2 separate regions of the Homo sapiens genome follow, and region 1 is linked to region 2. A link is a loop called in an ENCODE intact Hi-C map of the cell type or tissue named here. Cell type or tissue: Calu3. All regions are shown on one strand. Each heading gives the region's core, and the rest is flanking DNA. Links, peaks and the distances in the headings are about the cores only. Region 1 overlaps LINC01266 (long intergenic non-protein coding RNA 1266). Region 2 has its middle 28 kb from the start of CHL1-AS1.

Region 1 (2,933 bases), core at 318-2,817, 220 kb before region 2:
TGTGCAGTTATGGGTTCCTTTATTTTATATGCCTGTGCTCAGAAAGACAAAACATCCCCAATGTGACTTCAGCTCAAGCCTTTTTGTTTTTTTCTTGAAAAATTCACTGTTTTTCTTAGAGGTACACAAAGAGCCCTTTCCTCCAAGAACACATCCTGATTAGGATGTTTTCAAATTATAGGAACAAACTACATTCTGATTTCTAACACCTCCTGAACATTTTACAATTTACATTAATTAGAGAAACTAGGTGGTGTTCTAACAGGTACATTAATCTGACTCTTCCTTGGAGTGAATCAAGTAATTAAGATTAAGGTTATTGTCAAAATAGGGAAGGAAGTCTTCCCTATGCCGAATTACATCTCTGTTTGTGATTAACCTTCTTCCCAACAGGTTTTTATAAAACAAAGAAAATGGGTCTCTGAATAAGAGTGTTTTTCCATCCTCTACTGATTTGGAGCCTCTGTTGGGACAAGTATTATACAGTGTTATCTGCTGTTCAGAGTTGGAAAGAAAAAAAGTGACAATCCTATTAACAAGAAAGGGTAACTCAAAGCTTCTTCTATTGGGAAGTTCATATTAAGCAATTCCAGGCATGCAATCATTTTTAAATTAATTCACAAAGGCGGCCCAAGTGTATTATACTTGCTATTATAGTCTTTCTGTGTCTATTACTGAATATACTTGACCACCACCTTTTGCTTCTTTCTTTTACCAGAAAGGAAATTCAATGCAACTTTAATGTCAACTAAAACTTTAAAATTTCCCCTAAATTTTAAACACCAGTTGTTGAAAACTAGAACAATCATCTACACTTTAACCAGTGCCATATCAGAGGCAGATGGACACATTGGTTAAGATTTCAGGCTTTGGAGTAGATCATTGGATTACACTACAAGCTCTGTTATTAACCAATTGTGTGATGTTGATTAATCTCTTAGGGTGTTTATTTCCTCTTCTAGGAAAAGAATGACAATAATAAATACTACTTACTTGATAGGCCGCTTGCAAGAAATGAGATGGTGAACATGAAATAATGTTGTATGTTTTGAGATTTAAAAAAATGCGTTAATGAACACAGTTGTCTCACAAAACGTAATTTTATCATTGTTGTTTGATAACATTTGTCTCCTTTATGTGTGTGTAGAGAGTGGTCTCGCTCACTAAATAGATAGACCCAATCCTATGATTAGAAACACTATATTATTTCTGAAATCTTTAAAGAAGTTTCATGCCACCCTTCTGGAAATGCGTATCTAGTGTTACACTTTCTCACATCAATAAATCCTGGATTGACTGAGTGACATGTGAAGAAAGGAAGTCCTTAAGCGCCACCTGGTGGTACATTCTTGATTTGGCTTCTATCTCGGCTACCAACGCTTTCACAAATCCCACAGGATCATGTGGAATGAAGTCTTGGCCTATTAAGTTAATTAAGCACTACTCGGCACCATGGTGTGTATGACCCAATCTAAGAATTTTCATGATCCAAAAATGAGACTAAATTTGGAGTAACGTCTCTCCTTTAACTGTGAATTGAGTCACGGCCAAACTCATTAGAATGATTTTAGATTATGTGATTTCTGGGTTAGGTACTCCAAAATTAACTTACAAATTGGATGTTCACAAAATCTAAAACACTTATCCACCGATAATTAAAATTTAAATAAAATTTTTGCATTAATGCCAGCCAACACTCTCTCCGCCAAACTATGGATTGGACTTTCTCACCAGCATTTGTCCTAAACCGAAGCACAGCACGTTATGAGGCCATTAACATTGTTATTTTCCCCACTTACTTTTTTTTCCCATGGCTTTCAAGATTCTGCATATGCAATAGTTCTTTCCTAGTACTGCAAGCCAGCTGTGACATAGTGACAAGATGCAGCCAAGTGGATCGATAATAATAATAATCCAGCTACCATGTCGGCAGGAGCCATAAGTTTCACTGACTTTAGTGGGTAATTTGTGTACTTTGGGCAATGTGGCCACATATGTTTGGGACTAGCAGGGAAAAGATGTCAGTATGTCAATTAATGCAGGTGGTGGCAGCCAATTAGTGGAATTAGAATAACCTAGTTCAGAGATTCGTATTTCCAAACTCTCAAATGTTTTACTAGCACTGCCTTTGGATGTGCTATCCTTTGAGTAGGAAGTTCTCACCATAAATAGATAGCTCTCCTGTGGCCCAATTAAGTCACCTCCTTAACCTTTATTTTTTTAAATAAGTGGGTTGATTTTAATTATAGCCTTTTAGCACCTACATAGGAACCTGGTTTGTTATCTTACTTAGAAAATTTATGAGTGTGTAAGAATGTGGTTTCACTAAGGTAAGTCTCATTTGGAAACTGTCCAGAGAAACTGATTATGTCAACTAGCATTATGGCTCATAATCTCTCCCATCCATTCCTTCTCTCCATTCCCAAGGCTACTACCTTGGTTTAGACTCTCATTATTTCTTCGAGCTAGCTCAAGCATCCCTTAGCTAGTCTCGCAAATATCTATCTACTAACATCTCTCACGTTGTGTGGCCAGGACAAACTTCTTGAAACAAACTTCATGTGCTGTCATTTCCCCACTCAAAATTTTTATATACACACACATAAATGTATATGTACATATATATGCATATATTTGTGTACACATTTCTTCATTATTTGAAATATTTCATTTCAAATATTTTTATTAGAATAAGTTGACCTTTTCTCATCAATATTTTTCTACTATTGATAGGGTACAAATATGAAAACACATACATATACATAAATGCATAATATTTAAAAAAATTAAATCCTTGTTCTGATATTCAAGGTCTACTATTGCTTGGTCCTTTCTATCTTTCCAGCTTTGCTGTTACCACAGTATTCCCTTCATACTCTCAAATTCTCTTAATCATTGTTTCTAGACTGTAACATATTAAGAGAAAACATTTA
Region 2 (2,933 bases), core at 134-2,633:
GTTAATTTGCTACTTCTTTAAAAAGAGTATTCAAATAATTAATGGAACATTCTTATATTTTGGAGTTATTTTCATTCTTTCTGAATTTTCCTTAGTTTAACTGATTATGTTCAAATCCATGCACCGTAGTAGGCCAATGTTTCTCAAGGTGTGATTCCTAGATCGACAGCAATTTTTTTTAACACGCAAAGTGTTGGGCTCCACCTCAGATCTACAAAACTAACAGTTCTGGGGCTGGGGCCCACCAGTCTGTCTTAACAAGCCGTTCAGGTGATGCGGGTGCCCACTGGGCTTTGAGGGTATTAATATGGGTGGTAGCCAATTACATAGAAGTATTTAATTTTTATGTGCTAAAGTTAAAGTTCAACTCAATTTTGAAATTAAGGCTTTATTTACAATACACGTCAACTCAGATGTCATCTGGTGCCCTTTCTTGGGAAGATAAAGAGCTTATTTCAGATAGAGCCTTATCCTTTACTGTAGAATTATCAACACGACCATAACTATACTTTCTCAGTTGGACAGCTTTATAAAAATGTTTAATTAACATGTCATAATGTGTGATTAGCATTTTGCATATGACAGGTACTGTTCTAAAGTATTTACATATTTGAACTCATTTTTATCTTCATGACTTCACAGGTATTAGTACTCTATTGTATTTATGTATCTATATCAGACAATATTTTATCACAGTAAATGAGGTATTCCTATACATTAAAGAAAAAGGTAAGAAATATCGATTTGTTTAGAAATAGGTAATATAAATAATTCAGACATTATTTCCCTCTCTTTCTACCGGTATTTAAAATGTTAAACTAGAAAACTGGTTGTTAAGTCCTAAGTATTATAACAAGATTATTTTATCATACTTTGTTAACGTTTGAAAAACACTTACCCCTTCTAAATTAGGAAAAAAAAAACTATATAATTTACAAAAACTTACATCAAAGAAAGTCAATAATTATTATAATAAGGCCACAATTTAGAAGTGAAAGAAGGAGTGTAAACTAAGTAATACATACATAATACATGCTAAAGCTTGAAAACTGCCTTTGAGGAAAAAATATCTTGACTGTAGGATGCTTTCTGTAAGGCAGTTTATATTACTTTGAAACACTTCCATCTAGTGGTTGAGATTTTAACTACATCTTTTATTAAAACAGTATGCTTTTTATTATTACTATTATTATTATCCACTGTTTAATCAAAAAAAGTGTTGGAAATTTAAAATTTTATTTTAAAGCATAGTTGATTCTCATACTCTATGCAAGAATTCACATTTTTTATAATATGAACATTTTTCCTATGAAATTATAGTCATATATTATAAACATTTTAATTCATTATAATTATTCAAATGCATATTGTACTGCAGTTAACTTCATTGTTTTTAAGATACTGACATTTAGCAAAGAAATTTTTTGTACTGATTCTTATAACTGGAATTACTGATTTACATGTCATGTTATTGTTTTATAAAACATTAATAATGACTTTCTTTCCCTAAAAGGAAAAAAGAAAGGGCTTGGCATCAGCTGTAAAAGAAAAATCTTTTTTTTTTTTTGGCAGTTTGATCAGTTCTGCTGTGAGCAGCTTTATGTGTTTATGCACTATACAAGGCTTTTTGGTGGAGGCAACTGTATATTCTAAATATATGAGTATTTTTTAAAAACTCGAGCCAATAGGTTTTGATAAGATTAATTTGGCTTTTTCTTATTATGATTTATTGTATTTTTCCATTTAGTGCTTTAGTTCATTCATCTACCTAAAAATTTAGCATCTGTTATATTCTGGAGCCAATTCTAGGTATGAAAGCAGTGAGCAAGACAAAGTCATTCTCATAGAGCTTAAATTGTAATAAGAACAGAGAAGAAAAAAAATAAGAATACAAATTCATGTAGTAATGATTGCTATGAAGAAATTAAAAGGAATAATATCACAGAGCCTGGCTATTTTAGAGTTGGTAATTAGAAATGTCTTCTCTGACGTAGTGACCTTCAAACAGAGACTTAAATGGTGATAAGTGAGCTCACACAAAATTTGGGGAAAGATTCCAGGCAGAAGGAACAGCAATTGCAAGTGCCCTGAGGCAAGAAAGAGATTTGGTGGGCTCTGGAAATACATAGAAGGGCAGCGTGGCACAAGCTTTGCTTTTGGGGGAAGAATATATGAGCCAAGGTCATAAGGTAGGCAGAGCTAGCTAATATACAGCCATGTGGTTAGACATTTGGGATTGTGGCTAAATTTACTGAGAAACCACTAATACAATCTGACTTATATTTACAGATTTCCCTGGTATTGTTTTATAGGTTGGAGAAAGGGACAAGAATGAAGGAAGGCTAGTAACAGGAAAAAGATTCCTTTGGCTTAGCCCAGGATGGTAGCAATGACTGTGGAGAAAAATGAATAGATTTAAACTGTATTTTGGAGTTAGCACTGTAAGAGACTATGGGTTGGTTGTAGGACAATGAGGAAAGAGTGGATTCAAGAATGATCCTAAAGCTTTTGGCTTGAGTTACTGGGTGGATGGTGGAGTCATTTATTAAGATGAAAAACACAAGGGGTAAGAACAGTTTTTGGGGTGCAGATAGAGACTTCTTTCATGCATCTAGACTGACATTCTCTCAAATGTATTAATTATTTTGAATATCTCTCCTTGTGACTTTTATTCTTTTATTTAGTAAACATTTAATAAATGCCCAGCAGATACAAGACATTGTGCTAGGCAGATGGTATTTCCAGTGAAAATGAAGGTGCATCTCCTGCCCTCATAAAACTTTTAGACTAATAGGATAAATAGAGATGGTAATCAAATAACCATGTAATAAAAGTAAAACTTCAGCAGTGGTCCATGCTAAAAATCAAAGGTACATAACACCATGACACATTAAAATAAGATGATTTCATCTAGTTATGGAAGTTTTCCCTGG

The links. A loop is a pair of places that touch in the nucleus more often than their neighbours do. Peaks named below come from ENCODE experiments on the same cell type or tissue, not always from the same donor. Only the 100,000 strongest peaks of a DNase experiment are listed, where the experiment ranks them.
Region 1: a loop joins it to region 2, with 4 times the contacts of the local background. A loop is called at or near these places in 4 of 110 quality-filtered maps.

What each region holds. Positions count from the first base shown.
Region 1 is chr3:631,178-634,110 of GRCh38, reverse strand. All of the region lies in intron 1 of LINC01266 (long intergenic non-protein coding RNA 1266), which reads right to left. Among named protein-coding and RNA genes, the nearest start is that of LINC01266, 41 kb to the right of the region's middle. In Calu3, for the core only: a CTCF peak has its summit at 1,363 (motif pointing left); a DNase peak (open chromatin) is centred at 1,340.
Region 2 is chr3:412,450-415,382 of GRCh38, reverse strand. No RefSeq gene overlaps it. Among named protein-coding and RNA genes, the nearest start is that of CHL1-AS1, 28 kb to the right of the region's middle. In Calu3, for the core only: a CTCF peak has its summit at 1,104 (motif pointing left); no DNase peak of the experiment used is centred there.